Linked DNA regions of Homo sapiens: region 1 is linked to region 2. The links are chromatin loops, found by intact Hi-C in ENCODE. Cell type or tissue: MCF 10A. All regions are shown on one strand. Links, peaks and the distances in the headings refer to the core of each region. The heading gives the core; the rest is flanking DNA.

Evidence for each region. A loop is a pair of places that touch in the nucleus more often than their neighbours do. Peaks named below come from ENCODE experiments on the same cell type or tissue, not always from the same donor. Only the 100,000 strongest peaks of a DNase experiment are listed, where the experiment ranks them.
Region 1: it touches region 2 in a loop (4-fold over the local background); 16 of 110 quality-filtered maps call a loop at or near these places.

The regions. Positions count from the first base shown.
Region 1 is chr3:31,126,007-31,142,657 of GRCh38, forward strand. No RefSeq gene overlaps it. Among named protein-coding and RNA genes, the nearest start is that of MIR466, 27 kb to the right of the region's middle. RefSeq lists enhancers at 1-57, 16,189-16,651. In MCF 10A, for the core only: a CTCF peak has its summit at 6,332 (motif pointing left); a DNase peak (open chromatin) is centred at 6,345.
Region 2 is chr3:30,033,705-30,050,355 of GRCh38, forward strand. No RefSeq gene overlaps it. Among named protein-coding and RNA genes, the nearest start is that of RBMS3-AS1, 110 kb to the left of the region's middle. In MCF 10A, for the core only: a CTCF peak has its summit at 8,739 (motif pointing right); a DNase peak (open chromatin) is centred at 8,757.

The sequences.
Region 1 (16,651 bases), core at 4,669-8,668, 1.1 Mb after region 2:
CTCGCCTTTGAACAAGGTAGAAGGAGAGAGAAATAAACTACCACTTCCCGTAGTGCTAAGGGACTGTGGGGAACTTGTACATATACAATCCTTGCCTTGGCAAGTATCTGCTAACTCTGGGCTAGACTTTTTTTTTTTTTTTTTAACACATTTCACTCTTCCTGCACTCCTCATTTATGCAATTTAAATAATCACGTAAAAATTAGGTAGGTAATGTTAGGGAGGAAAAGTTTTTTCTCTACCCACTTCAGTTCAGCACTTGGAGGAGTGCAAATTAAACTGACAAAAGATTAACAGGAAAAAATAGACTAGGTTTATTCACATACATTTATTCAGGAGCTTACAGAAAATATGGCTCAAAGAAGCAGTTATAATTTGGGGCTTATATACCATCTTAATAGGAGAATGGGAGGGAGAGAAAAGGCACTTATGGAAAAATGAATGACTCGGCACAGATAAATTGGCCCTTAGGAGAACAGATGGGAAGTATGACAGTTTTATGGTAATGTTAGTTCATGTGATTTATCTGGTGATAGGAATCAATCCCACCCCCTCACCCCCCACAAATAATAGGAATCAATTCTTCCCCTACCCCATGTAGGAAAGCCTCTTTTGAAGGAGAATCTATGGCAGTTGAATTCTTTTGAAAGGCTCTGCTTTTTCAGGCAGATAAGGGCAAGGTGGGGGTGGGGGTGTCAGGCAAAGCCTCCTTCTGCATATGTTGATTCTCAAATGTCTTGAGCTCAAAATAATTTTATCCCATAGTGGTATATTCCAGATCCCTTCACTCATTAAGAAAATAAGGGGACATATAAAGAACATACATGCTGTCTCTAACACACACACACAATCTCCCACTATTGCCCCAAACTGGAAATGACTATTAACATTTTGATTTACTTGTTTTTCAATCCCCTTTCTGTTCATTTTTTTGGCACATGGTTGAGATTATAATACATAACCAGTTTTGGTTCTTACTTTTTCAACTTAACATTTTCGACTTAACATTTAAGAAGTGTATATGAGAAAAACTTTTTAAAATTTAAAATTATGAAATCTTTCAAACATAAACTGAAGTTCAGAAAATAATATAACAACCACCTGGGAACCCATTGCCAGGATTTAAGAGATGTTAACATTTTACTATATTTGCTTTGAATTACTCTGAAAAGAATATGTCACAAACGCAGTTAGGGCCTCTACTCACTTCCTCAAGCCTTGTTACAATCACTTCTATTCAAGGGTCACCACTGTCCTGAGACCGGTACATTTTATTTTCAGGTCTATTTTTAACTTTTGTCAATAATACATACTAATATTTGGTAAGATTTTAAATTTTACATAAATGGTATCATGTTGTATATATCCTTTTGCAACTTTCTTTTTATCATTCAATATTAGGTCACCTTGGAAAAAAATAGTCTTTTTTCCATTTAATTATACAAATGGAAAGTAGGTATCTTGTTCTGTTGGAAAATGTTTTAGCTTTACCAGGGCCGAGAGCTTAGAGCTAGCGGCAGTGGAGTTAGGAGGTACATCACATGATGTGTTTATTTGAATCCATTAATTGATAAAGAACTCAAGGAACATTCTGGAAGAAATAGCTGCAAGGTCAAGACCCCATTTCTCTTAAGTTTTGAGTTGTATATGTAGGGGAGTAAAGGTAATCTTTTCTTCCTCACTCATCACAAGCTTTATGGGTTAGACCCCCATAAGAAAAGACAGATTAACAAAAGAAAAGCATAACAAATTTGTTTTAAAGGTTTTGTATTACATGGGAACCTTCACAAATGAAGACCCAAAGACTCAGGGAAAACTGTGTTTTTATGAACTGTGGTACAGAAGCGTGAGGAGGAGGACAAAAGGGTGTGATTCAATGGTAACATACTGGGGAAAACTCAGCAAGACCTGCTTGTTCAAAGTTTTCTTGGCCTCTAGGTATCAGGCAGGATCCCTTTGGGATGAGGGTCTTATGACTTATTTTCAGGGGAGGTAGGTCAGAGAATTCTTTTATGGCCTGCTTCAGGGAAACGTCATGCTTATTTGGTTTTCTTTTTTCTTTTTCTTTTCTTTTCTTTTTTTTTTTTTTTTTTTTTGAGACAGAGTCTTGCTCTGTTGCCCAGGCTGGAGTGCAATGGTTCACTGCAACATCCACCTCCCAGGTTCAAGCGATTCTCCTGCCTCAGCCTCCTGAGCAGCTGGTATTACAGGTGCCCGCCATCATGTCTGGCTAATTTTTGTATTTTTTAGCAGAGACGGAGTTTCACCATGTTAGTCAGGCTCTGCTGAAGTCTTGAACCACTCAAAGTCATTCACAAGGCTTGGAATAAACTTTTTCCAAACTCCTTTTAATGTTGACATTTTGACCTTCTCTCATAGATCACAAATGTACTTACCGGCATCTAGAATGGTAAATCCTTTCCGTTAGATTTTCAATTTACTTTGTCCAGATCTATCAGAGTAATCACTCTTTATGGAAGCTATAGTTTTACAAAATATAATTCTTACATAATAAAACTTAAGTCAAAATTATTTCTTGATCTATAGGCTGCAGAATAGATGTTGTGTTAGCAGGCATGAAAACAACACTAATCCCCTTGTACATCTCTATCAGAGCCCTTGGGTGACCAGGTGCAATGTCAATGAGCAGTAATATTTTGAAAGGATTATTTTTTTTTCTTAGCAATGGGTCTCAATGGTGGGTTTCAAATATTCAGTAAACCATGCTGTAAACAGATGTGCTCTCATCCAGGCTTTGTTGTTCCATTTATAGAGCACAGGCAGAGTAGATTTAGCATAATTTCTAAGGGCTCTAGGATTTTCAGAATGGCAAATGAACATTGGCTGCAACTTAAAGTCATCAGTTGCATTAGCCCCTAACAAGAGAATCAGCCCATCCTTTGAAGCTCTGAAGCCAGGAATTGACTTCTCTCTAGGTATGAAAGAACCGATAGCATCTGCTTCCCATAGAAGGCTGCAGTGAAAATCTGTTGCTTAGTGCAGCCATCTTCATCAATGAACTTAGATAGGTCTTCTCAGTAACTTGCTACAGCTTCTACATCAGCACATGCTGCTTCATCTTGCCCTTTTATGTTATGGAAATGGCTTCTTTCCTTAAACGTAATGAACTAACCTCTGCTAGCTTCCAACTTTTCTCCTGCAGCTTTCTCACCTCTTTGCCTTCATAAATGGCGTTAAAGTCTTGTTTTCGATTAGGCCTTGGTTTAAGGGAATGTGCTGGTTTGATCTATCCAGACCACTAAAACTTTCTCCATACAAGCAATAAGGCTATTTTACTTTCTTATTCATGTGTTTACTGGAGAAGCACTTTTAATTTCCCTCAAGAGCTTTTCCTTTGCATTCTCAACTTAGCTAACTGTGTGGTGCAAGAGGCCTAGATTCTGGCCAGTCTTGGCTTTCAACATCGCTTCTTTAAGCTTAATCATTTCTAGCTTTCGATTGAAAGTGAAAGATATGCAACTCTTCCTTTTACCTGAAGATTTAGAGGCTCTTGTAGGGTTATTAATTGTCCTAATTTCAGTATTTTTGTGTCTCATGAAATAAGGAGGCCTGAGGAGAGGGAGAGAAACAGGAGAATGGCCAGTAAGTGGAGCATTCAGAACACATATGATATTTATCAATTAAGTTCACTGTCTTATATGGGCATGGTTCACAGCACCCCACAACAATTACATAGTAACATCAAAGACCACTGGTCACAGATCATCATAACAAATATAATGATGATTCTTGAAATATTTTGGTAACATAAAAATTACCAAAATGCGACACAGAAACATGAAGTGAGCACATGCTGTTGGAAAAACTGACTTTCTTGATGCAGAATTGCCACAAACCTTCAATTTGTAAAAAGTGCAATATCTGAGAAGCTCAATAAAGCAAAGTGTAATATAATGAGGTATACCTGCATATCATAATTTCAAGAAAAGTTTCGTTTTTTTGTTTGTTTGTTTGTTTTTGAGATGGAGTCTCGTTCTGTCACCCAGGCTGGAGTGCAGTGGTGCAATCTCAGCTCACTACAACTTCTGCCACCCTGGTTCAAGTGATTCTCCTGCCTCAGCCTCCTGAGTGGCTGGGATTACAGGCACACACCACCATGCCTGGCTAATTTTTTGTATTTTTAGTAGAGATGGGGTTTTGCCATGTTAGCTGGATTGGTCTCAAACTCCTGACCTCAGGTGATCCACTTGCCTTGGCCTCCCAAAGTGCTTGGATTACAGGCATGAGCCACTGCACCCAGCCCAAGAAAAGTTTTTTAAAGAGTAATTTTATATTGTATTTCAAGCTGGTGAAGTGAAACCTACATATGAATGATTGTTAAAGTCTTAAATGTATTTATCAGAGCCCAGTGCTTCTAGCTGAAGATTCAGGACACATCTTCATTTTTCTACTTGATGCAGCTCATTCTCATAACCTAACCATTTTCTAAATTTTCTCTCAACAGAAATAATGTTACTTCACTTCTCCACACACTCTCTCCTCTAGCCTTCTCTGCATTTTTATTAGAAAATGCTAGAAATCTGTTAAAAGAGATGATCAAGCATGGATGGGAATGAAGGCATTCTCAATCTCCAGGACAACGACTTTAGGGCAAATTGATAGATTTGAGAGCAGATGGTACCCACCACACATGCCTTTCCCAAGGGAAATGAGGCCCAGCCTTTGGCATTGTCGCATCTATATTTAGCAGCCTGAATTTGCCTCATTGAGGTCTCGATGTGCACTTTACAAAGTGTCTTGGTACTGCTCACAATAGAGAAGTATCAAACCAAGAATATTCCTTTCAGCCACAGGGCCCTGCTTTCCACTGGACATGGCATATTCCCATGGCATGCCTTCATTTTTGCTCTGTGTGTGCATTTTTACCCTTTTCTTCCCTCTAATACTCTCCCTTATGTAGTTTTTTAAGGCAGGCTCTTTGGATCACTTAATTCTGTTCCAAAACTTGCCTCTGTCCTGCCGACAACTCCAAACTTTTCCCATTAAATTCCTGTTGGTTAAACACTTTTCTTGTCAAGTCCTCACTAAAAGATTTCAAATCCAGCTGAAAGAATTCCTTTGACTGCATAGAGAACTACTTCCTTCCCTGATACAACATGGGTCCAACGGCAATAGCCAGTGCCTATTTTAGGTGGGCTGCAGACCTTGAAACTTTCCAAATGTAAAATGTACCTAGATACAAGGATTTCTATGTATTACTAGAAAAAGTATGCCCTAGTAATACCCTTTGTTCTTTGCAGCATGACACCTAAATTACTTTATTCCAGCATAGTGCCTGACACATAAAATATGTTCAATATATGATGCAGAAGGAAAGAGAAAGAAAAACAGTAAGAAAGGGTGGAAGGGCAACATGAGACTAAGTATCTCTTTGTAGTCCAGAAGTCTCTTTTGCTTTTTTCAAAATTAACTTCTTTGGCAAAATATTCTGTAAAATAATTATTCTAAAATCAAAAAGAAAACCCACATATTACAGCCTCTTCTTGGATATTTGCACATGACACTATTAAAAGTGCTGGGAAGTCCTGCATCAGAGAAACATGTTTGATTCTGTTTCTTCCAGAGTATTCCATGGAATTCTCCTCTATGAATCCTTTTATTATAATCTATTCACATCCTACAGGACCAGTGTCTGTCAGAGGACACTTTGGCAAATGTAGCTTTAACTCAACTAGATATGATTTAGAGACTGCCAATGTAAACTGTTCCCTGCAAAGAGCTTCTGAAACCATAATTATCAACTACATAAATGCCTCTGAGCCTGCACCAGGATCATCCTGATTAAAATACTTGCTCATATGAAGTTAAGAGCATATGAACTATTATACTATAAATTTTGTGCATCCTAAATATACCCTGAGCCTTTGTTGGGAGGATGCTGTTGAGGATGCTGGCAGCTAAAGTCATGCCAGGCAGTATGGTTACAGTCAATGGGTGTGTAATGTTCCATTCTGGGGGTCATTAAAAATGAACCACATGATTGAGAGACACATTTATTTTTGTATCGTATGATCCTGGCATTCAGTTCCATTCTGCGTCATGAATTTAACACAGCCAAACAAAGCATTGATTACTCCCTTCAAATTCAGTTGGAGCCTGCCATGTTTAATGAGAGGGAAGCAAGAGATTATTGAGACCACAGTTTGCCAATGTCAGTTAGCCAATGATAAAGGCAATCTGAGCCTATATTACACAAAAAAGAATGGAAAGTTGGCCTGCTTGTGGTGTCCCTCATGCCACTGGGAGGGAGGCAAGTATATGACTTCTCAGATTTTTTTTTTTGTCACCAGATGAATAGTCTACCTGTTACCTCAGTGTGAGGATGGACTGACATCTAGTGGATAACCAGGTGATTGATATTTTTGTTATAAATTGCACTGTAGAAATGAGTAAGCTGCATAACAACGGTACTTGAGAAGGTAGAGTTTAAATAAAATTTGAATTATAAATATAGACTTTTTCCTCATGGTTGAGACCAGTTAATTAAATTTGTATTTAAAGTTAATATTATATTTTGAAGATGTTTCCCATTAACAATACTGTCCCATTGTCTTATGAAATAGTGGTCCATAATTAGACACCTACCAAAATTAACAACTATATATGTAAAGACAAATAACATAATGCCAGAAACACCCAAAAGATGGCATGGAAGGATTTTTATTTTATACATTTTTGGAAAAGAAAAATGTCTATTTCTCAAACACACATGCGTCAGTAGATTGTAGCCACCTGCCAGTAAGGAATTTAAGAATTTTAAGAAATTTGGCTAATAATTTACAAAGCTGAGTACAGTTGTCTCATGTGCTACTCTGATGGGGGAGAGAAGGGCAAAAGATAAGGTTTATGTGTCCAGTTTCCCTTGTATCATTGGTCAAGAGCATCTGTGATATTGATCTTACTTTTCTGGTTTATTGAATGATACCTTGTAGGAAGTAATTAGTGTTAAGATGTGAGGAGAAAAAGAGACAACATCTGTCTCTTCAATTCTTGAAGTGTGAACCAACTGAGAAATAAATTAAAGAAGTAAATTAGACAAAGATTTAAAAATACAAGTTTTATGCTTGGTAAAGCAGATTGAAGAATGCTGTTCAAACTCTGCCCAACATAGATCTTTCTAATACTGCCTTTTCCTCCTGGATTAAATGTATTCTGAAATAATTACAGTGCTTCTGTCCAGTTCTTATCTAGTGTCTATGTTCTCCAGAATTGTATGAATTTCTAACAACCTCTATATTTATCCTTCTCTAATATACAGTGGTAAAACATTATCAAAAACTTGGAAATAAGGTAAAGGGAAAGTAGGGTGTTTTCTCAATGCCATACTAGAATTTTGCTGAATAGGCCTACACAAAGGATTGTTTAATTTTCTAGGAGAATGTATCTGTTTTTGACTTACTACACATATGTTAATTTGTAGAATTTTGTACTGAAAGATTGAATATACAAATAGAAAGTTGCCAGACCATATATAAAAATAGACCTCTGATCCATAGCCTGCAAAAATCATCCCCGGAAACCAACCCATAATCTATAGGAAGCCAGCCTACTTCTGACTTATAGCCAGCCTGATTTACAGGAAATCAGACCACCATCTCTAGTAACCATCCAGGAAGCCAAAAAATAGCCCCTGTAACAATTGGCCCAAAATGGGTAGGACTAGATTAATAACTGACAGTTTCTTTAATTTCTGTTTCTGTTTTCAACTTAGTACTAGCCAGAGAAAGCCAAATATGCATCCCAACCAATCACATGGGATGCACCATTTCTAGTTAGCCTGCCTTCAGCTCCCCCATGACAGCAGCCTTCAATCAGAGTACCCCCAAAGCCTTCCCTTTTTACCACTATAAATAAGATTTTTCCTCTGCCTGCCTTTGAGTCTCTTCCAAAATACAAGTAATAGTGGCTGACTCCCTTGCTCAGCAAACTGTGAACAGTAGCCTTTGTTTCTTCTCATTTTGCTTGTTGTCATTTACTTCCATCTTCCACTAGAAAAGAGAACCTTAAAAGTTAATGTTTATTGCCCCATAGAACATTAACCAGTTTTCTATATAGCCTAGCAATCTTATTTTAACATTTTTTTTTGCTAGTGTCTAGAAATAACTGTTCCTCATATATTCTTGGAACCAGTTTTACTATCTCACTTGTTCTCTCATTAATAGGTTGACTAAATTGCTGACAAGTAGACGTTCTACATTTGCATGGCAATTATGCTTTTAACTCTTTGAAAATTACACATCGACAACAGAAAAGAAACAGAATGCCTGTGAGCATCTAAGAAGAAATTCATGTCTATATTTTACCTGTATTAAAAGCTGTGTTAACAGAGGAAACTGGATACTTATTAGGTCTACAAGGTGTCTTCAATTTATTTTAATGTTGTAAAATTGCTGTGCCATAGTTATTTGTTGAAGAGATTTACCAAACTTTCTCAGATCATGGTCTATTCGGAATTACATAGCTCCGAGTGACCCAACTTGAAACTTATATTCGTCAGTTTTTGCTATTTAACAACCCCCAAATCTTACCTTCAGCATTTATTTTTCTTACTCAAATGTATGCAAGTCAGTTTGGTGGTTCTGCTTTAGGTGTGGGTTGGGTTCAAATCTGCTCTACCTCTGGTCCAGAGACTACTAGGGACAAATTCTTCTCGTGGTGATGACAAGCAAGAGAACAAGCTCAGCCACACAAGCAAACCTCAGCTATGTCATGCTTGCTAGTATTCCACTGGCCAAAGTAAGTTACCTATCTAAGCCCCAGGTCAGGGGACAAGGGAGGTATACCCCTCCTACAGCAAGAAGCACTGCAAAGTCACATGTTAAAGTATGGACGTATACACCTCTAACAGGGAGGGAGTAATATAATCTAATCCACCGCAAAAACAAAACTGTAAAGGAAGAAAGAACACTGTTGATCAGTTTTCAGAGCACTGGCATATAGTCACAGACCAGATGTGGGAGAAGGCAAGTGGGGATAGGACTCATTTCCCAGAGTGAAAGACCCTCAGTTGGTGTAATCACAGATCTTGAAAATCTGCAGAGCTATTTGGCAGAGTGAAAATCATAATTTCAGAAGAAATTCACCACTAAGCATTAATCAAGCTTTAAGCCTTGTGGCAGCCTCTGTAATGCAAATCTCAGGATGTGTCAGAATAATTATGCACTTTTGCCCTATTGTGCTCCAGTTCCCAAAAGCATTGATTAAGGTAGAAGTAAACAATGCCCTACTAGCAGAAACCGAGTCCATGGAATTAGAGGACAAGTATATTCCGAATATACTAAGTAACATTTATGAAAATCTTATGCAACCCAATTCTGAGCAATGTATGATTCCCTTTTCTCTTTCATAAAACTAAATGAAAGCTAAAGTCTAATTCATTGATATGTTTATATATACTCCATAGTTGTCAAGAATTATTGTCTGTTAAAATGCCAGTAGCTTATTGATTGTAATAGATAGCTTATTAGGCTTAAATGTTATTTTTTATATAAACTTGACCAAACTTTGAAAATGCTCTATTAAACAAAATTAAGAGAGGTCATTGTTTTGGACCGAGCTTCTGCACTAAGGCCCCAGCAGACCAGACCAGACTGAAATGGGGTCACTAATGCTAAATGCCACATCATCAGACTGAAACTTTAAGAAAGCAAGCAAATGTCCAAACAGACCAATGTTTCCTGAAAACAAGAGATTCACAGCAATCAAGTCTACCTGAGTCAGCATAAGTTCCCTGTGCTTTAACCCTTCCAAGAAAAGTAACCTGTAGTAAACCAGTGTTAACCAACCTGCTTTTTAAAAAATTGTTCTGTTTCCTTGTTCCCACCTTACAAAAACCAACTGTTCTCTCATGCCCCGCAGAATACTATTCTATTTTATTAAATAACGTGTTGCCTGATTCTAGAATCACAAACAAAAGCCAATTAGATCTTTAAACTAATTTGGGGGGAGTGGTTGTAATTTTGTCTTTTGACAGCTCTTATAAAACTGATTAAATCCATTTTTTTACTTCCAATAAACGATAATCAATACCCTTTTCCATGTAGCCCACCCAAATATCTGTGTCTAATTACATGGCCAACTGTTGCAAAACTTTAGATACCTAAAAGGAAAATACTTCATTCTGCCGCCCAAGTTGTATTTTCACTAACCATTATATTCTTGAGATTCTCCCATTGATAACATGTGGTTTTAGTTAACTCATTTTCAGTGCTATATTGCTTTCCATTGTTCATATATTCCATTTTTAAAATTCAATTTTGTATTAATAATGATTTTGAATTATTACCACACTTTGTCACCCCAAAACATTCTTGTTTCTTATTCTGTCATCTATCTGTCATCTATTAGTGTCTCAATGCTAATACTTACTTCCTAACAGACATGCATCATGGTTGGAGTTTAGCCTTAACTTGTTGTAAAAATGGAGAAAGAGGGACTTGCTGGTGTGATCTGTTGCCCATCCACAACAACATCCTATTAATGATAAAGGCCAAAATGATTGTAGTGAGAGAAACATTCAAGATGTTCTAGTCTGGGCCAGGCTTTGTGGCTCTTGACTAACTTGCTCATGCATCTCTGGTCATTTGGTGGAAGGCTGATTTGTCTAGAATGGTCTTATATTTCTACAGATAGGCTGGCTGTTGGCTGGGTCACTGAGCAGCTGGCCACGTGTCTCTCATCTTCCAACAGTCTCCAAAGGTAGGGTACCAAGAGAGAACAGAAGCTCTCAAGGCCTTTTGAGTATACATATGGGCTCTGAACTGGCACAACATCACTTCCTCCATTCTATTGGCTAGAGTAAAACACACAGATAGCTCATATTCAAGGGCAGTATTCCAGCTATCAATTTCTATGCAAACCACCTCAAAACATAGTAGTTCAAAACAACAATCCTTTGTTTTGCTCACAAATCTGCTCTTTGCAGAGCTTGGTACAGAAGTTCATCTCTGCTCTAGTAGATATCAGCTGGGAAGCTGAACTAGGGCTGAAAGATCTACCTCCAAGATGGCTCCATCATCTGGCTGGCAAATTTCTCTCCTGTGATACTCTCCAGGGGGATAATGGCCGGGTCCTAAGAGCAAGCATCACAAGAGACAGGAAATAACAGTTAAGTTTCTTAGGGCTTGGCCCAGACACTGGTACAGCGCCACTTATACTACATTCCTTTTGTCAAGCAGTAAGTACCCAGATTCAAGTAGAGGAAACATAAACCCATCTCTCAATAAAGGAGTGTCAAAGAATCTGGGGACTGTACTTTAAAATTGCCACAGGCAGTCTCTAGACCTCACTGTTGATGGAAGAGATGATAATGTCACCTTGAAAAGGGCATGAATGCTGGAAGGCGGTTAAAGAACAAAACCCTTTTCGCAATCTATCACAGTGTGAATAGGGAGAGGGAAGGAGTTTCTGATTCAATATTTTTTCTGCTCCTTTTAACTAAACTATTATTTATCTTTTCAGCTTTATGTTAGCTATAACTTTACCAAAAGGTAAATTTAGAAATACTATTCTTATTATTTAAATGGTTTAGAGGACTTTAAATAGGAAGCTTTTATAAATGTTTCCTTTTTATTTCAAAATAAATATTAGCACTTTAGCTCCCCTTGAAAGACGTGAAATCATGTTTTATTGATGGGATAACTATTATAAAACAATAGTGCATGTAATCATCTTATTCCACTTGACGGGATGAACATAGCCATTTTTCACACAGAAAAGACAGTAAAGTACTCATTTACTGCTGTGTAATCAATTTAAAATTTCTCATTCATATGAGCTGCAGACTCATTGATTAGACATGGAAACTACATAAGCTGTGGCAACCCTGAATTTTCCTTTGGCTGTCTTCTCTGTGCCTTATGGAACACAATTGAAATGACCTAGAGGCCAGTAAAATGGAATTACTCATCAGCTTTCCCCAGACCCATTCATACCTGCTCAAACATTGCTCCATGGGACACAATCTTTTCTTTGGGGAGAAAATCTAAGTCACACGCATCTTTTAAATTCCCAAATCCTTGTTTTCCTCTCCTAGGCAGGAATCTGATTTCAGAAGAGGGATTTGACCTTATGGAAGTCCAAAAAATAAAATATTGATAGATAGCGACCACATAGTGTGGTTTGGTAAGCTGCATAGTAAGGTTTATACCCTCTAAGAAAATAGCACTCCTAGGGAGCGTTGAAGTGGTAATTGCTATGATTCATTGAGCATTTGGTTTGGGCGAGTCTCTGCATTATGAGCTTTTCAAATGCTTTCAGTTAGGACTGCATTTGGCAAGAAGAAACAAAATCTTACATGTAATAACTCTTAAAAAGTGAGCATAGAGTATGCTTCTATACTTATAGAAGCATAAGTATGAGGCAGCATCATGATACAATCAGGAACCTATGCTTCTTTCTGTTGGGATGTTCTTATTTTGTGGTTTTCATCTTCATGTTTGACACCATGGTGTTGCAAGTTGGCTGCTTTGTCTCTAGATGGAAGCTACTATGACAATCTTCCTATGGGAAGCCTGAGATTCCAGACAACACAAAGGAATCACAGAAAAGAAATGGAAAAACAAAAAATAGAGACTGGAGACTTTGTTCACCTTGTTTTAGCCAATCCGAAAGATACTCTTAAATTATACATATCCCTGACCTCTTAAGTTACATGAGTCACTACATTCCCACCGTCCCCACTTTTTTTTTTTTCTTTTAGGTAGGGTCTCACTCTGTTGCTCAGGCTGGTGTGCAGTGGTATAATCATAGCTCATTGCAGCTTTGAACTCCTGTGCTCAAGTTATCCTCCCACCTCAGCCTCCTGAGTAGCTGAGTAGCTAGGACTATAGGCATGTGCCACCACACTTGGCTTTTTTTTTTTTTTTTTAATTTTTGTAAAGTCATGGTCTGCCTATGTTGCCCAGGCTGGTCTTGAACTCCTGGCCTCAATCCTCCCACCTTGGCCTCCCAAAGTTCTGGAATTACAGGCATGACTCCTGAAACAAGGGAGGCACGAAGTGTGCCCAGCCTCCCTTTCTATTAAATAGATTGGAACTGAGTTTCTTGTCTTATGGAATTGAAAGAGCCTTAACAGACAAAAACCCCATTTTGCAGATGAGAAAATGTGAGAGTCTCCAGATCTATCTAAAAAGAAAAAAAATTAGTTGCTCTTTCCATTCACGTAGCACAAATTCATACAGTGAAAATTTGGAATATGAGGAACTACGGGGATGAATTTGTGAAAAACTGCAAAAGTGATATTTCAGGAAGAATATACAGCCTTGAATAGGTATAACAGCAATAGAGACTGAAATTTATTGAGCTAAAAATTTAGAAAGAGAACACCAGGATAAATCAAAATAAAGGAAGAGGAGGATAAAGAAAAGAGCAGATAAGTTAATAAAACAAAAACTAAAGATAAAAATAAAGAGGATTACAAAATTATAATGGAAGTTTAAAAATATTTATATGTAAATTTAAATTAAAATTAAATCTATCAAAACTTGTACATTGAGGCAAAATTGATATCTGGAAAGAAATTTATAGCTCTAAATGCTTGTATTGGGGGAAAAAAGCTGGAGGTTAATTTTTTAGACATCCAATTTAAGAATTTAGAGGAAAACAAAATGAACCCAAAAAGTAAAAAAAAAAAAAAAAAAAAAAAAACGAAGAAGAAGAACATAAAATAAGAGCAGATCAGAGAACAGGATCAAAAAGCCAAAGCTGGTTCTTTGAAAAGTCTATTGAGACAGACAAAAGCCTAGTAATCATTAGCCAGGGGTAGAGGGATGGGAAGAAGAAGGGAGAGAAAAATAAATAATATTAGGAATGAAAAGAAGGGCATATGAACAGATTCCACACAGATGTAAAAAGGAATAAAATAACATTATAAACAATTTGTATTACAATGAATTTGACAACAGATAAAATGGACACTTACTAGAAAAATATAACAGTACTGATTCAAGAAGAAATATAACCTAAATTGTATGAGAAAATAGAACCAATAATTAAAAATCTGTACACAGGGAAGTCATTTTTCAGTCAGGTTCTATCAAATTTTCAAATAAATGGTTCCAAAATACACAAACTCTTCTAGAGACTTACAGATGAAATATTAGTCCCCATCCATTCTAAGAAAGCAAAATAACTTTGTCACCGAAACTAGGAAAGAACATGAAAATGACAAGCCAATTTTATTCATAGAATGTGATCCAAGATAGGAAAAAAATCTTAAAATCACAAAACTCAATAAACATAAGCAAAAGCATTGACAAATTATATATTAAAATTAATATCCATTCATCATAAAACACTAAAAGTACATAAAGACAAGCACAAAGCAGGAGAAAATATTGCAACATACATATGACAAAGAAATAATATTTAGAATACAAAAAGAATTATTCAAAGTGATTAAAAAAACAAAAAATTTAAATGGACAAAAGACAGATACTTCATACAGAAAAGAATTACAAATAGCAAATAAACACAAGAAAAAAATGTTCATTACCAATGAAGGAAATACAAATTAAGATCATAAGATATCATTTTAGAGTGGATTGGCAAAAATTAGGAAATCTGATAAGTGTCCTAAAGGAGATGAATCATGAAAACTCATGCACTTTTTGACAGAGGGTAAATAGAGAGACTGTGGCAAGCAATTTGGCCCTCTCTTGTAAATTTGAGAATTCACATATCTGAAGACACAGTTATTCCTTGGTTGGTCATACCCTAGGGAAACTCTTGCACATGTATAACAGGATACAGTAACTAGCATGTTCATAACAGTATTGTAGCAAATAAGGGAATAGCTAAAACTGTTTGCAAATAAGAGATTGGATAAATTGCAGAATATTCACACTATTTCTAATGTGACAGCATTAAAAATTAAATGAACTACAGATATAAATAACTATAGGAATAAATCTTAGAAACATACTGTTAAGAGAAAAAAGCAAGAACTAGAAGACTTAATACAATATAATACCTTTATAGGCATATGAAAGCAAGCAATGACATACACAATGTCAGCCCACAAACAAGCTCATATCCATATGTGATAATAGTATCTAAAAAATAAGCAAAGGGTCTTATAAACAAAATTCAAAATAGTGATTATCTCTGGGGCATGCGGCATGTGGCAGAGTGAGAAAGCATGGAAATATACACAGGCAGATTCAATAGTGTTGATAGTATTTCTAATTCTTCACTTGGGTTGTGAGTACAGCACATGTGTTTATTATTATGCAATGTAGCTTACATATATATTACATACTTTTTCAAAATGAGAGATATAAATTATCTGTACCTGCCTATTGAACAATGTGAAAGGAAAATCTTGGAGCCCCAAAATTACTATGCTAAAGGGAAAAGTCAAGATGGGAACTGCTCAGGGCAAACCTGCCTCCTTCTCTGTTAAAATCATCCCTCTGCTGAGACAGATGCATGTATGATTGCCTCCTTTGTAAAGGCTTACAAGAAACTCAAAAGAATGCAACCACTTGTCTCTCACCTACCTGTGACCTGGAAGCTCCCTCCCTCCTTCAAGTTGTCCCTGCCTTTCTAGACCAAACCAATGTACTTCTTACACATATTGATTGATGTCATAAAAAGTATAAAACCAAGCTGTGCCCCGACCACCTTGGGCACATGTTGTCAGGACTTCCTAAGGCCATGTCACGGGCGCGTGTCCTCAACTTTGGCAAAATAAACTTTCTAAATTAACTGAAACCATCTCAGAAATTTGGGCTTCACAAGAAAGTTTCTGCAATAATGCAACATGTCACTCTTCTAAAATCCACGCCAGCAAAATATCTGCTTCATTTGCTGAACCTCCTCCAATAAACACATCAGAGTGAGGTTGGAAAAGATGCTTAGCAAACGAATCCAAAGCATCCACCACACCTGCTATCATCACTGTTGTGCAACATGATACTGGAGGTGCTGTTAAGACTGGAAGAGAAAACAAGTAGTCATCATTTGGAAATTATATGATCAATAACATAGGAAACTCAAGTGAATGAACAAACTATTAGAACAGCTAAGTTGAAAGAATTTTACAGCAAGCACTCACATACCCACCACCCAGAACCTACCACTAATATTTTACTAGGCTTTATTTATCATATGTCTACCCCTCTGTCTCTCTATATTCATCAATCTTAATTTGCATTTCAAAGTAAATTTCAAACTCAGTGTGTATCCCCCTTTCATATGTTAATGTAAACCAAAAATCAAATTCTAAGTCCCTTAGCTAACTGAACAGACACACCCACTTGTCCAAGGAGTGAAAAACCTGAAAAACTAGTTCAGACCATAATGGGAAGGGAGGTGGGACATGCCTTATTACACTCTCTCCCTTTGGAGTTTAGGCACAATTGACCAGCATTAACATTAAAATAGAGATCAGATAGTAGGACTGACAAAACAGACTCTGTAGCAATAAGATACCCAACTCCAACCTGACCCTGGTATAACATTACTTGAAAGATAGTAGGCCCTAAAGGAAATCAAAGTATTTTACCCCAAAATATATTTCTTTGGCATATTTTGAAATGGCCCTGCAAAGCCATCTCTTGTGGAGGAAATTCACAATTTGTAAAGAATCCCGTTCCTTTTCCAGGCTTTTTCTTGACCCAGAAGAGAT
Region 2 (16,651 bases), core at 6,354-10,353:
ACCCAGTGGGAATTGGACAGTATATGCCCTATTTAAAGGCACCCAATTATTATTATTTCAAAATACTATGTGGCTAAATAAAGTAATGATAATAACAAAAACAATAAACTGTTATTGATGTTATCTAATAGTTGGTAGAAATAAACACTTTATTATTAGTATTATCATTATTATCATCATTATCATTATATTTTCATCTTATGTACTCTACTATTTGATTTATGAAATTTAAATATTATCCTTTGGCTCCCACATGTTATCTATTCAGCAACCAATACATTTATTCAATTTTCCTCTTTCTTCTTTTTTATGTTTATTTCTACTAGATCAGGTCACATAACCTTATGTACTCTTGTTCCTCCCTTGTCTTCAGCTTTGTTGTATTGCTAGATCTTAAAAAAATGTCTAGCCAATGTTTACTTTACTCCTTCTGTTCAGGTTTTTCTTGCCATATCCCCATTGGATGAAGGTCTTCCTTTGGTCCACCCTTCAAGAAAGGGTCTGGAGTATAATATCCCTCAAGTCTTTGAATGTTTAAATTTGCTTTCCTACAGTTTCAATACTTGAAAGACATTTGGCTGGATGTAAAATTGTGAGTCATATATCTTTTCCTTGAATTTACTGAAATTTCTTGTACCACTATTATTTATTTTGCTTATTACTGTCAAGATCCTACTGATCTTATGTTTCATAAGAAATGTGGTCTTTTTGGCACAGCGTGGTGGCTCCTGCTTATAATCCTAGCACTTTGGGAGCTGGGGCAGGAAGATCACTAGAGCTCAGAAATTTGAAACCAGCCTGGGTAACACAGTAGGAAGGAAGGAAGAAAGGAAGGAAGGAAGGAAGGAAGGACAGAGAGAGAGAGAGAAAGAAAGAAAGAAAAGAAAGGAAGGAAGGAAGGAAGGAAGGAAGGAAGGAAGGAAGGAAGGAAGGAAGGAAGGAAGGAAAAGAAAGAAAAGGGAGGGAGGGAGGGAGGGGAAAGAAAAGAAAAGAAAGGAAAGAAAGGGAAGGGAAGGGGAGGGGAGGGAAGGGAAGGGAAGAAAGAGAGAGAAAGAGAGAAAGAAAGAGAGAAAGAAAGAAAGAAAGAGAGAGAGAGAGAGAAATGTGGTCTTTTTATTCTGGAATAACCAATTTTTTTATTTCTATAGCATTAAAGCCTGTCAGTCTGTTCTCTAGGATGTGTCCCAACCTTGATTCTCCAGGAATATTGACCCCTTTCAATAAATAGATTGAGATTTTCTATTTCTGGAAAGTTTTCTTTGATTATAGTTTTAAATAGTTAGTTTTAAACATTAGTTTGTTTCATTGTTTTTCTTGGATCTTCTGCCTATCTTCTGTATCACTTTATCACTCTTTCTTTTTCTCGTCTGCTTCATTCCTCTCCTTAATGTCTTTTCTATTTTAGTTGATACTTCACTACCTAGGTTACTTGTCATTTTGTCTTTTTTTTCCCCTTTTGGAGACAAGGTCTGGCTCTGTCACCCAGGCTGGAGTGCGGTGGCGCGATCTTGGCTCACTGAAACCTCTGCCTCCCTTCAAGCAATTCTTGTGCCTCAGCCTCCCAAGTAGCTGGAACTACTGGCAACCGCCATCACGCCTGGCTAGTTTTTTGTATTTTTAGTGGAGATGGGGTTTTGCCATGTTGGCCAGGCTGGTCTCGAACTCCTGACCTCAAGTGATCCACCCACCTTGGCCTCCCAAACTACTGGGATTACAGGCGTGGACCACTGTGTTCAGCCTTGTCATGTTAGTCTTTATTTCTGAGATAATGTTGAATTTTTCTTCAATTTACTTCCTAGGATTTGTCAACACTCATATCACATCTTCCTATTTTGGCCCATTTCTAGTCTGAATTTTTGTCTAATTTAAGGTCTTTCATATTTACAAGTGTTCGTTTAAAGATATTTAATTTATATCAGAGTACTGTTTTACAAGTTTTCCATTTTATGATTTCACATGCAGGTGACATAATTTTAATTAGCTGAGGAGTTTTGATGTTCATATTCTGTTTTCTTCTTACAGTAGCTTTATATTGTTATTGCTTGCCATTTTCTGTTTGTTTTTAAATGTCCTAAATTTTCCTGGGTGAATAATAGCATGAGTTTCTGTGTTGGGAGTCTGGGATTTAGGTGGTTTATCAGGTTTCTTAGTTCAAGAATGTACTTTTTGGTTGGCACAGTGAAACGCAGGTTGTTAAATGTAGTGTTTGTGAAATAGAAGAGGGCTGTGTGTTTCGATTCTGTAATTTTCATGTTTCTTTTAGACCCTTAATTTATAAACTTGCTTTGTTCTTTCCCTTCACTGCCAAGCCTCCAAGGGAAGACTTTCCCTATTAAGATAGCTCATCTCTTCCAGAAAGCATTACTCTTGCAAGACTAATACTTGTGGTCGTAGGCACATCCAAATCCTTTCCATTTGACCCGCCCTACATTAGTTACCATCTATTGCTGTATAATAGATCATCCTGAATCGGGTGCCTTAAAGCAAGAAACAATTATTATACCACAGTTCCTGTGGGAAAGGAACTTGGAAAGCAGTTTAAGGGGGAGATTTTGGCTCAGGGCCTCTCATGAGGTGGCAATGAGATGTCAGCCAGGGCTGCAGTCACTTAAAGGGTTGACTATGGCTGAGGGATTCTCTTCCAAGCTGTTGGCAGGAGACCTCTGTTCTCTGGATGTTAGCTGGAGATCTCAGTTCCTCTTCATGTAGGCTTCTTCATAGGGTTGCTTGAGTGTCCTCAGAACATGGCAGCTGGCTTCTCCAGAGTGATTACAGAGACAGAGAGAGAAAGAGACAGAGATGATGATGATGATGATGTTAGTTTTTCCCAGTTGCATCTACTTCTTTTCTGTGTAATATGTTTGACTATTCACCCTGGCATGGGCTTCTCAGGTAATTGTACATAAATTGAAGGTTGTAATATGTTTTCTTTCCTTGTAATGCTATAGGCATAGATTGTAATTTTTCTCTCTCTCTTTCTCTCTCTTTTCTAAATGCTCTGTATGGGTTTGGTAAGTAAAGTAGAAACATTTGTATTCAAGCAGCATTATCCTGAGAGAAACTGGATGTCTCCCAGTAAATAATTTTTTGGCTGTCCTCTGTAGGCCAAGACCAATAAATAATTTTTGAACATGTGAATGAATGAATAAATTGATGCAAAATGAAAAGGCTAATTTATTGAATGAAATGACACTGACCATTATGGAGACTGGATTCTTGTGAACATATAATCAGATTCTTTTGTTTCTGGAGAAAATTGGAACCCATATTATAACCACAATGTTCCTGGGTAAGAATAGAATGGGTAAATTGGATTCAGTTGTAAAATTGGAAAGTTTAGTATCATTAGACCTTCTTATGTGACCACAGTGCTGCCATTGGCATGATAGTTGCTTGGCAGGATGGTCTCAAAAGGAAGGTAAAACCAATAACCTGTTCGGTGAGTAAGCCCTTACTTTGTACTCAGGCTTCTCAGAACCATGTTCTACTGTCTCAAAACATGCCTGTATTGGTTGGAAATATTGTCTTTTCATGCACATACATTACAACATGAACAATGGGAACACACACATTCACACTTGTAGATAGGGGCTCATGCACACCTGCCTATTCAGATAGGACCCAGCTCTTTACCTCATGGAGAGAAATCCTGGCAGAATGGAAGCACTCAAACTTTAAAATCAGACCTGGGTTCCATAGGTCACAGTGGGCTCTCTACTTAGAGAACGTGACCAGGATACTACATCTCTCTGGGCCTCAGGTTATGTGTCCAGATCCTTAAGACAATTTTTAATTTCTCTCTCAACTAATGCATCTTATTAAAGCTTTTGGTTTTCAGAGGCAAAATTCGTTTTTTGTTTATGTTTTGTTTTTTTCATTGTTGTCTTCAAATATGTCCAATTTTGTTTGGCTTAAGCTTTTTTATTATTGTCACACTCTCAAAAACACACTTTGCATTTCTGAGGTAATTCAGAGTGTCATATTCTGTAGAATCTCTTCTGATAAGATTCGAACATTTTGGAAAGTTTACAATTTTCTCAAGTTGGGAAGGAAGGAAATCAGTGTTACTAATTTCTTTTCTTTTTTTTTGAGACAGAGTTTTGCTCTGTCGCCCAGACTGGAGTGCAGTGGCGTGATCTCAGCTCACTTCAAGCTCCGCCTCCCAGGTTCACACCATTCTCCTGCCTCAGCCTCCCAAGTAGCTGGGACTACAGGCGCCCACAACCACGGCCGGCTAATTTTTTGTATTTTTAGTAGAGATGGTGTTTTACCTTGTTAGCCAGGATGGTCTCGATATCCTGACCTCGTGATCCACCCGCTATGGCCTCCTGAAGTGCTGGGATTACAGGCGTGAACCACCATATTCAGCCACTAATTTTTAAAATATATTTTATTGTATTTTATTTCATTTTAAGTTCTGGGGTACATGTGCAGGATGCAAAGGTTTGTTACATAGGTAAATGTGTGCCATGGTGGTTTGCTGCACCTATCACCTAGGTATTAAGCCTAGCAAGCATTAACTATTTTTCCTGATGCTCTCCCTTTCCCCACACACCCCCAACAGGCCCCAGTGTGTGTTGCTCCCCTCCCTGTGTCCATGTGTTCTCATTGTTCAGCTCCCACTTATAAATGAGAACATGAAGTGTTTGGTTTTCTGTTTCTGCACTAGTTTGCTGAGGATAATGGGTTCTGGCTCCATCCATGTCCCTGCAAAGGACATGATCTCATTCCTTTATATGGCTGCATAGTATTCCATGGTGTATATGTTCCACATTTTCTTTATCTAATCTATCATTGATGGGCATTTGGATTGATTTCATGTCTTTGCTACTGTGAATAGTGCTGCAAGGAACATACCTGTGCATGTATCTTTGTAATAGAATGATTTCTATTTATTGGAGTATATACCCAGTAACAGGATTGCTGGATAAAATGCTGTTTCTGATTCTGGGACCTTGAGGAATTGCCACGCCGTCTTTGACAATAGTTGAATTAATTTACATTCCCACAAACAGTGTAAAAGCATTCCTATTTCTCCACAGCCTTGCGCCAGCATCTGATGTTTCTTGACTTTTTAATAATTGCCATTCTGACTGGTGTGAGAATTGTAATGTTGATTTACATTTCTCTAATGATCAGTGATGTTGAGCTTTTTATCATGTTTGTTGGTCACATGTATGTTTTCTTTTTAGAAGTATCTGTTCATGTACTTTGCCCACTTTTTTTTTTTTTTTCTTGTACATTTGTTTAAGTTCCTTATAGATGCTGGATATTAGACTTTTGTCAGATGAATAGACTGCAAAAATTTTCTCCGATTCTGTAGGTTGTCTGTTTGTTAATAGTTTCTTTTGCTGTGCAGAAGCTCCTTAGTTTAATTACATCACAGCCAGGCACGGTGGCTCACACCTGTAATCCTAGCACTTTGGGAGGCCGAGGCAGGCAGATCACCCAAAGTCAGAAGTTTGAGACCAGCCTTGCCAACATGGTGAAATCCCATCTCTACTAATAACACAAAAGTGAGCCAGGCTTGATGGTGGGCACCTGTAATCCCAGCTACTTGGGAGGCTGAGGCAGAAGAATTGCTTGAACCTGGGAGGCAGAGGTTGCAGTGAGCCAAGATCACACCACTGCACTCCAGCCTGGGTGACACAGCAAGACTCTATCTCAAAACAACAACAAAAAATTAGTTTAATTAAATTTTATTTGTCAATTTTTGCTTTTGTTGCAATTTGCATCTTTTTTGCAATTGCATGTCTTCATCATGAAATCTTTGCCCATGCCTATGTCTTTGTCATGAAATTTTGCCCGTGCCTATGTCCTCAGTGTTATTACCTAGATTTTCTTCTAGGGTTTTTATAGTTTTAGGTTTCACATTTAAGTCTAATCCACCTTGAGTTAATCTTTGTATGAGGTGTAAGGAAACGGTCCAGTTCCAGTTTTCTGCATATGGCTAGCCAGTTCTCCCAGCATCATTTATCAAATAAGGAATCCCTTCCCCATCGCTTGTTTTTGTCAGATTTCTCAAAGATCAGATGGTTGTAGATGTGCAGTCTTATAAATGAGTTCTCCATTCTGTTCCATTGGTCTATGTGTCTGTTTTTGTACCAGTACCATGCTATTTTGGTTACTGTAGCCTTGTAGTATATTTTGAAGTTGAGTAATGTGATACCTCCAGCTTTGTTCTTTTTGCTTAGGATTGTCGAGGCTACACGGGCTCTTTTTTGGTTCCATATGAATTTTAAAATAGCTTTTTTCCATAATACCTATGTCAATGGTAGTTTAATGGGAATACCAATGAATCTATAAATTACTTCGGGGAGTTTGGCCATTTTGACAATATTGATTCTTCCTATTTACGAACATGAAATGTTTTTCCATTTGTTTCCTCTCTGATTTCCTTGAGCAATGCCTTGAGTAGTTCTCCTTGAAGAGGCTCTTCACTTCCCTTGTTAGCTGTGTTCCCAGATTGGCACCACATGGCACTTACTCGAAAATTGATCACATACCTAGAAGTAAAACACAGCAAATGCAAAAGAACTGAAATCACAAGGAACCATCTCTCAGACTACAGCATAATCAAATTAGAACTTAAGATTAAGAAACTCACTCAAAACCACACAACTATGTGGAAATTCAGCAACTTGTTCCTGAAAGAGTCCTGGGTAAATAATGAAATTAAGGCAGAAATCAAGAAGTTCCTTGAAACTAATGAGAACAAAGAGACAACATACCAGAATCTTTCGTATGCCGCTGAAGCAGTGTTAAGCGGGAAATTTATAACATTAAATGCCCACATCAAAAAGCTAGAAAGATCTCAAATCGACACTCTAACATCACAACTGAAAGAACTAGAGAACCAAGAGCAAACAAACCCCAAATCTAGCAGAAGACAAGAAATAACCAAGATCAGAGCAGAACTGAAAGAGATATAGACATGAAAAAGACTTCAAAAAATCAACAAATCCAGGAGCTTGTTTTCTGGAAAAAATAAATAAATAAAATAGACTGCTAGCTGGACTAACAAAGAAGACAAGAGAGAAGAATCAAATAGGCAAAATAAAAAATGATAAAGGTGATTTCACCACTGACCCTCAGAAATACAAACAACCATTGGAGAATACTCTAAACACCTTTATGCAAATAAACTTGAAAATCTAGAAAAAATGGATAAATTTCTGGATACGTACACCCTCCCAAGACTGAAGCAGAAAGAAGTTCAATCCCTGAATACCAAGAGCGAGTTCTGAAATTGAGGCAGTAATATATAGCCTACCAACCAAAAAAAGCCCAGAAAAAGACAGATTTACAGCTGAATTCCACCAGAGGTAGAAAGAGGAGCAGGTACCATTTCCTCTGAAATTATTCTAAACAATTGAAAAGAAAGGACTCCTCCCTAACTCATTTTATGATGCCAGCATCATCCTGATACCAAAACCTGGCAGAGATACAACAACAATAAAAGAAAACTTCAGGCCAATATTCCTAATGAACATCAATGTAAAAATCTTCAATAAAATACAGGCAAATGGAATCCAGCAGCACATCAAAAAGCTCATCCACCATGATCAAGTTAGTTTTATCCCCGGATGCAAGGCTGGTTCAACATATGAAAATCAATAAATGTAATTTATCGTAAACAGAACTAAAAACAAAAACCACGATCATCTTGATGGACACAGAAAAGGCCTTCGATAAAATTCAACATCCCTTCATATTAAAAACTCTCAATAAACTAGGTTTTGAAGGAACATACCTCAAAATAATAAGAGCCATATAGGACAAACCCACAGTCAATATCATACTGAATTGGCAAAAGCTAGAAACATTCCCTTTGAAAATCAGCACAAGACAAGATTGCCCTCTCTCACCACTCCTATTCAACATAGTATTCGAAGTTCTGGCCAGGGCAATCAGGCAAGAGAAAGAAATAGAAGTTACTCAAATAGGAAGAGAGGAAGTCAAATTGTCTGTTTACAGATGACATAATCCTCTATCTAGAAAACCCCATTGTCTCAGTCCAAAAGCTTCTTAAGTTGATAAGCAACTTCAGCGTAGTCTCAGGATACAAAATCAACGTGCAAAAATCACAAGCATTCCTATATACCAACAACTGACAAGCAGAGAGCCAAATCATGAATGAACTCCCATTAACAGTATTATTTATGAATAGGGCCCAAACCTACAATGGTTGTGAAAATGGGCAAACATGCTGCAAATCAAGCTTGCATTCACAATAGGTCTCATTTTTGGTGGTGGTGTTATTTTACTTGTTTGTTTGTACAACATCATTTCCAATGATTCCATTTAAGTAGGCATTTCTCTTACTGGTAGTAAATTTTAGATTATGTGGTTAAAAACACCAAACAAGTCATAAGACTAAGTTATCAAAGACAAAGTTTAGAAATGTTACTACTTCTAAAACTATGGAATTGGGAATTACCAGAATTCTTTTTAATAATTTTTTTTAAAGCACACCTCAAAAATGTATCTATAGAAGCCTCAAATTCTGAACAAATCAACATAGGATGAATATTCAAAAGTAGGGGACTTTCTATTCATTGAAAAATCAAAACAAAACACACACACGCACACACACCCCCCAAAACAGCTGGCATTACACTTCATGGAAGTCTTTCAAATCCTAGGACACATCTGTCTAAAATGAATCTAGATTTCTTTGAACATTGACACTTGGTTTTAAGGATTAAGAGACACGATAGTGATTCTGTTCCACCAGAGGGCACCACAGACTACAATCCAGCAAGCGTGCTTGTGGGTCTGGGTACATAAACTCAATAATTTAAAGCAGCTACTTCTAGGCTTTGCATTTTTCTAACATAGAGAGATTTTTAACTTCAACAATGAGTATTATTGATTTTTCAATAAGGTAGGATTTATTTTAAACACATTAATTTCACTATACACTTCTGAAATTTTTACCCCCACATGGAAAACAAACAAAAATAAAATGGAAACAGTAGCTTAATCTTACATGTATATGTGTACTTCCATGAGGTTATTTATTTCCAAGTCCGGTAATGGAAAGCTGTTTTAGATACAGTAACTCTATGACAAAGTCCACCTAAAATTTTGCCTCTTGGGATTCATCTGGGAAAAGTATTTGGAATTTGTGGGTTCTGTAGAACAGGTTCTAATATCCAAGGAAACTACAAGAAGCAAGGCTTTCCCCTCCAGATGTTTCTTAGCACTAGAAATAAAATGTGTCCTTCCATTTCCAACTCAGTAGGGCTTTGAGAAACTCCTGCCGCCTTCAGCACAGAGGATGCCCCAGCCCATCGCCTATTGAAAATCCAGGCTTTGCCTCAAATCTCTGACAATCAAATGCTTTCAAGCTATTCTTTAGTTTGCTTCAAATGCTGGGCCTATAAAGACAGATTTACTTATATTCCCTTTGTACTCTGAGGAGCAAATTTTATCAGCTGAAAGCTCGCTTGCAGTCTCCTTTGAGTGTTCAGTAAGCCAAACTGCTTGTGAAGTATAACCCCCATGACTGCTTTCCACAGACTGATTAGGACTGAAATAGTGAATTTGAAAATGCAGCACCAGTTGAAATTCATGGGCTGACAGAGGATCACAGCTGATCATAATTTCTCATGTGAAAATGTGATTTCCCTCCCCCTGTTTCCTCTTGGTAAGCTGCTGAAAAGTATTAAGTGAGTTTCCTAGCCTGTGGTCAGGGATGTCTGCACTTGTGCTGCTGGGGAGACACAATTAGGAGGAACAAAGGTATCAGAACTCCAGGCTCTGACTTTTTAGGCTTACCAAGAGATAGCTTTCAGGCCTATGAACTGATGAATCCTATACCAAGGGGTGCAGGAGGAGGGAAGCAAATACTCTTAAACAGCTTAAGCCTCTCCCCTAGTTTAATATATTTTCCACAATCACTTTGGATAACAACATGATCTTGTATCTAATGCTATCTCACAGACAACACAGCTTTGAGGCTGAGTGGTCATCGAAATCCTGAAAGCGCCCTCCCACCTTCCCGGAGACTCTGGATAGTTACCCTAATTGTTTCTATTTTTATATAGCAATTAACAAATTACTAAAATTTGTTAAGAGAGTAAGTCCGAATGTTAAATGTTGCTACCAAAAAAACTGAAACAAAGGAATATAAGAAAAATAAATATTTTATAATTTTAAAAAATTATTAAACCATTTAAATATATAACTAAATGGATATTCCACAGAGCATTTAATTACTTTGTTAGCAAACATAATTTTTCTTCTGGCTCCCCTCCCCTTTCCCACAATATCATGTTTTTCTTATTCTAATCCTGCCCAATGCTACACTATTTTACATTTTCTACAAAATCTAAATCCTCCCCTTACAAAATTTAATTTTATGAGAATTCCTGCCTGCTACATGTTTGAGCGATTTAATGGGGAACATGGCCTCTCACACTGGGGCCCCAGATTAACGTAAATAGTAAATAGAATTGGCAAGTTGTAATTGATAATTCAAAACTCTTGGTATGGGCATTCAGTCTGAGTAAAGCAGTATATTCTTTTGCACTGGAATTACAGAAAACCAGTGTGCTTACATTGATCAGAATCTATTTGGTAATTAAGTGTTTCTGACTCATATAAATAGGAAACGAAATGGTTACTAAGAAAATATATGGAGTTCTCCATCACCCATTCATCCCTACTCTTCTAATTGCTCTCTGGCCCTCCTTCCCTTCAAAGTATTTAAGGATTTGAAAGAGATGTTTGTTATTCATTCATACTTCTCATTTCCCACTTTCTCCACAACCCCCAGAGATTGATTCCTGCTTCCAAACCTACTTAATCCTTGTATGTGAAAGCTACCAATGACTTTCTAGTTGCCAAGATCAACATAGAAAAGTTTTCCTGTCCAAATTCGATTTGCCTTTCTCTAACATCTGGCATCATAGAGTTTCTTCCTTCACTGATTCTCTCATCTGATTTAACTTTCTGTCTCTGGTTGTTTCCTCTCTGCCTCTTCCTTCCTCCTTTGCATATGTTTACACATTCTCTTGGGTTCCATGCCAATTCTTTCTTAGTCTATGCGCCCCCTAAATCACCTAATCCTGACTTCAACTACCATTTAAGTAATGACATTATTGAACGTTTTCTCTCGTTCAGATTTCTAATTCAGCTGGACATTTCTGTCTCCTGAATTTCCCCACCAGGAGGTCTGGAGTGGAGAAAATGCTATGTGTCCACCTAAACCTTTGCTTCATATTTGTGTTTTACTAGACATTTGCCAACCTTCCTTGCAGTTATGCAGGCTGTATGATAGACATAGGGCTAATGGGATGTGGTTAGAATCAACACAGATCACTTCTGTGTATCATCCGTATCATGGTCTGTGCGATCACCCGAGCTCTTTCTCTTCCCCGACAGCATTAAAAGATGATAGTTTCACAGGTTCACCAGCCAGAAACATTTGCACCAGATTTTGCTGGAAAGAAGAGTCAAGTTTTGTTAGGCCACTGAGAATTGCAGTTGTTAGTTACAGCAGTTAGACCACTCCAACTATTGCAGCATAATAAAGGATTTAGTATCTCTAAAATGGAACTCAATTTGCTCTACAAGACAAATTTCCTATCTCAGTGAATGGGAACACCAGTTTGCCCAAACCAGAGAATTTAAAGGCTCTCAAAATTTATGCTTCAAACTTTTCCCACATTAAGTTAAGTTTCTTACCAAAACATGTTAATTTGAACTTTTTAGCATGGACACTCTCTAGTTCAGGCCTTCATGGTTTCCTAATTGTTCTTTGCTTTTGGCCTCCCCTCCCATCATTTGAAGTCCATTTCCTACACCCTTTGAAGGATAATCTTGTTCTTTTTAATTATTTCCTTTCACTTTAAAAATTAATAGCACCAATATTGTGCTAAGAAATAAATATATGCGTATTTTAGAAATATTGGAGAACTCAGAAAAGTATTAACTAGAAAATAAAAGTCAATTACAACCTTGAGACCCCATGTAAACACTATTAAACATTTGGTTCATGGGTTCCTATGTTATTTTTATGTTTGTGTTTGTAATCTATTTATATGCCTATAGATAGATATACCTAAAATTCTAAATTTCATAGATAGGTATAGCTAAAATTGTAAATTTAATGTTTATATCAAAGTAATACATGTATAACTTTTAAAAGTTGATTATTAATACAGCATTTGTACTGAAAACCAACCGTTCCCTGTCTCATTCCTGCCTATTTTTATTCTACTCCTTAGAGGCAAATGCTTTCAAGTATTTTAGTAACTTATTATTGATGTGTTTTTCTCCATATTTTTAAGTAGCATGCAATTCACTTTTTTAAAAATTGTATCTATTATCTACTGACTTCCTGCTATATAAAATGAGAATTTAGTTTTATTACATCCTATTTCCCCACACAAACCTACTTGACAATAAAATTATGTCACTCTTTTTGGTTAAATGCATGATATTTACATTTTATTATGCTATAATTACTTAAAACTGAGGTTCTTAAGTACACTGATTATGTTCTTGCTCAAGTTTTTCTTTTTCCTGGCATTTACTTCGTTTACTATATATCTATCATGAATTTATATCTTAAAAAAAAACACAAACATTCTTTTCACTACATAAAACCACTTTAGATATTTAATTAAATACACTGTGGGGGCAATTTCCCTATTAAAGCCCTCCATATTCATGTTCCAATCAGGACTATATATTTTTAGAATCTATAATATGTAAATAATGCTTATAAATCAATAATAAAAAGAAAAATGAAAAGAGGTGAATGACTATTTACAAAGGGAAGACAATGGTCAATAAACATGAAAAGCTACTCCATTTTATGAGTGCTGGCAAAATTAAAACGCTTGAAGATACTAAGTTTATTAGAAAATTAAACATTTTATTACTCTGTAAATATCACTTAAAACAGGCTTTTAAGTACAGAGGCTCTTGGTACAACCTTTTGAGGGAGTAGCAGACTGTGCATAACCTAGATATTATATACCGTAAAGCAACTCTTGCTCATATATCTGAGCAGACATGTACATGTAGGCATTTTGCAGCATTGTTCTTAATAGCTCCTAATGGGAATAATTCCAATGTCCATCAATAGAACATTGAATAAATAAAATATGGTATCTTAATGCAGTGGAATGCAGTACTGCAGTGAAATTAATAAAATCCATATCTGTATGAATGAATCTCAAATAATAAACACAGAGAAACAATAAAATGCCAATTTTAATATAGTGGTTATTCCTGGGAGAAAGGTGTTGGGGAAGAAATGGTACAGAAATACACACAGGACTTTAACTGTATTAGCATTTTCTTTGTGAAGCAGCATGGTGACTATATTATTCCTCATACCTCTTTGATTTAAATATTTCATAATCTATAAAAAAGCTCAACTGGAGTCACAATACTGTAAGAGAGCATAGTTGGTGTGTTCTTTGAGTATGCAGAAATTGGCTGATAGCATTGGTTGTGAGGTCCCCATTAGATGAATCTCAAGAAACCAGGTCATGAAAGTAATGTTATTTAACAGAAGAGAAAGAGAAGGGCTAGCCACTTGTTTTTTTCCCATCTCTCTAAACTTCTCTTAGTGACAAGAGGTGCTGTGTTTGGGTTATATTTTGGGAATAAGTCTCATGGATTGGTCTGTGGCTATTGAGTAATTTCATTTTGACTCAAGGGAACTTTATGTCTGAAGGTGCATTAAATAGCAATTAAGTAAATACCTGCCTAGAAAAATGTGCTTTGAATGTGCCAGCCTGTTATTATACCTGGGAAATGCCTTCAGAAAAATTCAGCCTGCTGCAATCCTAAATCTTGCAGACTTGTGTGGAAATGCTGAAGGCTTTTTCAGATTTGCACATACCTTAATGTCACAGAAGTCTGACTTGCTAACTAAGCTAAGATACTCTGTCAGTGATGTTTATTAACAGAATTTTGAATTGAGTCCTGATGCTTCTGCATGTGTTTTACTTTAGATTGAACACATTTCTGCATTGAGCTGTCATATTTTCCATTGTAATGATAGAAGAACTGCACCAGGGACACAAAATAAAAGGCATTGCATCAGAAGCAAATCACATAACAACCCTAGAAGTTGCATTGTGCTATATTGTCCGCCATTAAAAGGAACTCTGTTGAGTTCTGCAGGGAAAGAAATGGATTGAAAATTAGAATTCACTCTCATCTTTACTAACTTATGTCTGGTGGTATGGCAAGTAACTGACTCTCTCAGCATTTGTACTAAAATGTTAAAATGTTTATAGCACTTACAGGGGCATTAGAAGGCTTAATATATGTTTAGAAATTCCTACTAATAAGCTGCCTTTCCTCTGAAGCATTCGAGATACTAAAACTAATTAGGTGCTATCTACTCATTAAGTACTAAATGACTGTTTTTATTGAGTTCTGAGATTCTAAGGAAAAACTTGTGAGGCATAATTATTGTCGGCACTGAATAGTATATATGATGAGTGGCATGAAAACAATTCATTTCATTACTATAGCAGATTTTAGCTATTTCACTGTAGGAATGGGATAAGGTACTGTTTAAATCAAAAGGTGAAATCAACACTGACATATCTGAACCTTCAGATGGCTCAGGATGGACCCTCAGGATTTCATGTGAGTTGAGACTAAGGATAATGAGTTTCTTTATTATCCAATTTGTATCTAGAAAAGTTAACCTCCAGAACTACTGTCTTAGAAATATTCTAGTGGCTCAGCAGGATGCATAAAGTCTGCTCTTTGGTAGAGAAAAGAATGGTCAAGAACTTAGAAGAGAATGAAATACTACAGCCATATTTTCAAAATGTCACTCAGAGATTTCTAGAATGACCATCTAAAGTCTGAAGTCAGGGTCAGGGCACTGCAGCACGTCTTAGGTGTTTCCTGTACAGGCAACTTCATGTGATCATGTCTCAGCTTTCAGCCTGACCATGTCACCACCCTCCCTCCCTCCTGGAAAGTGTTATCTTTGTTTGAGAGAGAGATACTTTTTTTCCCTTATGTCCGGGTAGATTATACCACAGCATACCTTATGAATTGTATGGGGCAACTTAATAGCACTAGAGGAAACTTGCATTTCAGTGGCTTACTGTAGTTGACAGGTAAACCGAAGAATTATCCTGCACAATGCAACTATAAAATGCTTTAGAGTTTCTAAAGTGTTTCCATTACTGTGCTGATTCTAAAGTCAGAGATAAAAGTCTCATTTTTTATAGCAGCTTTTCCAACTATAGGTATATTTGTTCCTTGCAGAATAACTTCTGTGTGCTGAGAACCAGCTGGGGTTCTCTAATTCTTAAGTTGTGTTCTTAAAACTTTTAGACGTGAAGAATCTAGAAAACTTGAAGTCTTGTTTGAGATTTATATTATTTTAATTCCAAATAAAAGAAAGTCAATTTTATATGCCTGATTCTCAAGGAGGAGATGTATTAATATTTGGCTTAAAAATCAAGCTGCAGGGGGAGCAAAATGTAACCGATCTCAGACACATCTGGAACTAAGAAATTAAATACCAGCAAAACTTTCTTTCTGCCTCTCATCTTTGATTTTTTTTTAATTCCAATTTTTTTATTCTCCTTCCTTTTAGACCAGTACCAGAGCTGTGCTGATTTATGTCATCTCTAAGTCCTAATTAAAAAAAAAATTCCAGGGAAAGAATTTTGATATGGTTGGAGTCAGGGTTGGTGGTACAAATAACAAGAAAACCTGATACTCCCAGGAGAATCTAATGGTTATAGCATAGCCAAGAAAAACTCCCTAAGTAAGATGGATTAGTACTTGGGATTTTGCAGCCACCAGAATTTACCTGCCTGTTCTCCCAAGGATGGAGGTTATATTTATCTACTCATGGTTCTATAACCAAAATATCACAGATGGGGCAGCTTAAACAACAGAAATTTATTTCTCACAGTTCTGGAGGCTGGAAGTTCAAAATCAAGATGGCAGAAAGGTTGATGTCTGGGAAAGGATTTTCCCTTGGGTTGTAGATGGCCACCTTCTTGCTGTGTACTCACATGGCCTTTCCTTGGTGCTTGCACACAGAGTGAGAAAGAACTAGCTGGTGTCTCTTTTGATAAGGTCACCAATACTATTGGATTAGGAGCCCGTCCTATGACCTCATTTAACCTTACTCACCTTTTTAAAGGCCCTATGTCCAAATACAGTCATGTTCTACAGTACTGGGGGTTAGAACTTCAAATATACTAGGGTGGAGCCAAGATGGCCAAATAGGAACAGCTCCAGTCTACAGCTCCCAGTGTGAGTGACGCAGAAGACAGGTGATTTCTGCATTTCCAACTGAGGTACCAGGTTCATCTCACTGGGGAGTGCCGGACAGTTCGTGCAGGGCACCGCGCATGAGCTGAAGCAGGGCAAGGCATCGCCTCACCCGGGAAGGGCAAGGGGTCAGGGAATTCCCTTTCCTAGTCAAAGAAAGGGGTGACAGACGGCACCTGGAAAATCGGGTCACTCCCACACTAATACTGTGCTTTTCCAACGGGTGTATCAAATGGCACACCAGGAGATTATATCCCACACCTGGCTTGGAGGGTCCTACGCCCACGCAGCCTCACGCATTGCTAGCACAGCAGTCTGAGATCAAACTGCAAGGCAGCAGTGAGGCTGGGGGAGGGGCTCCCGCCAT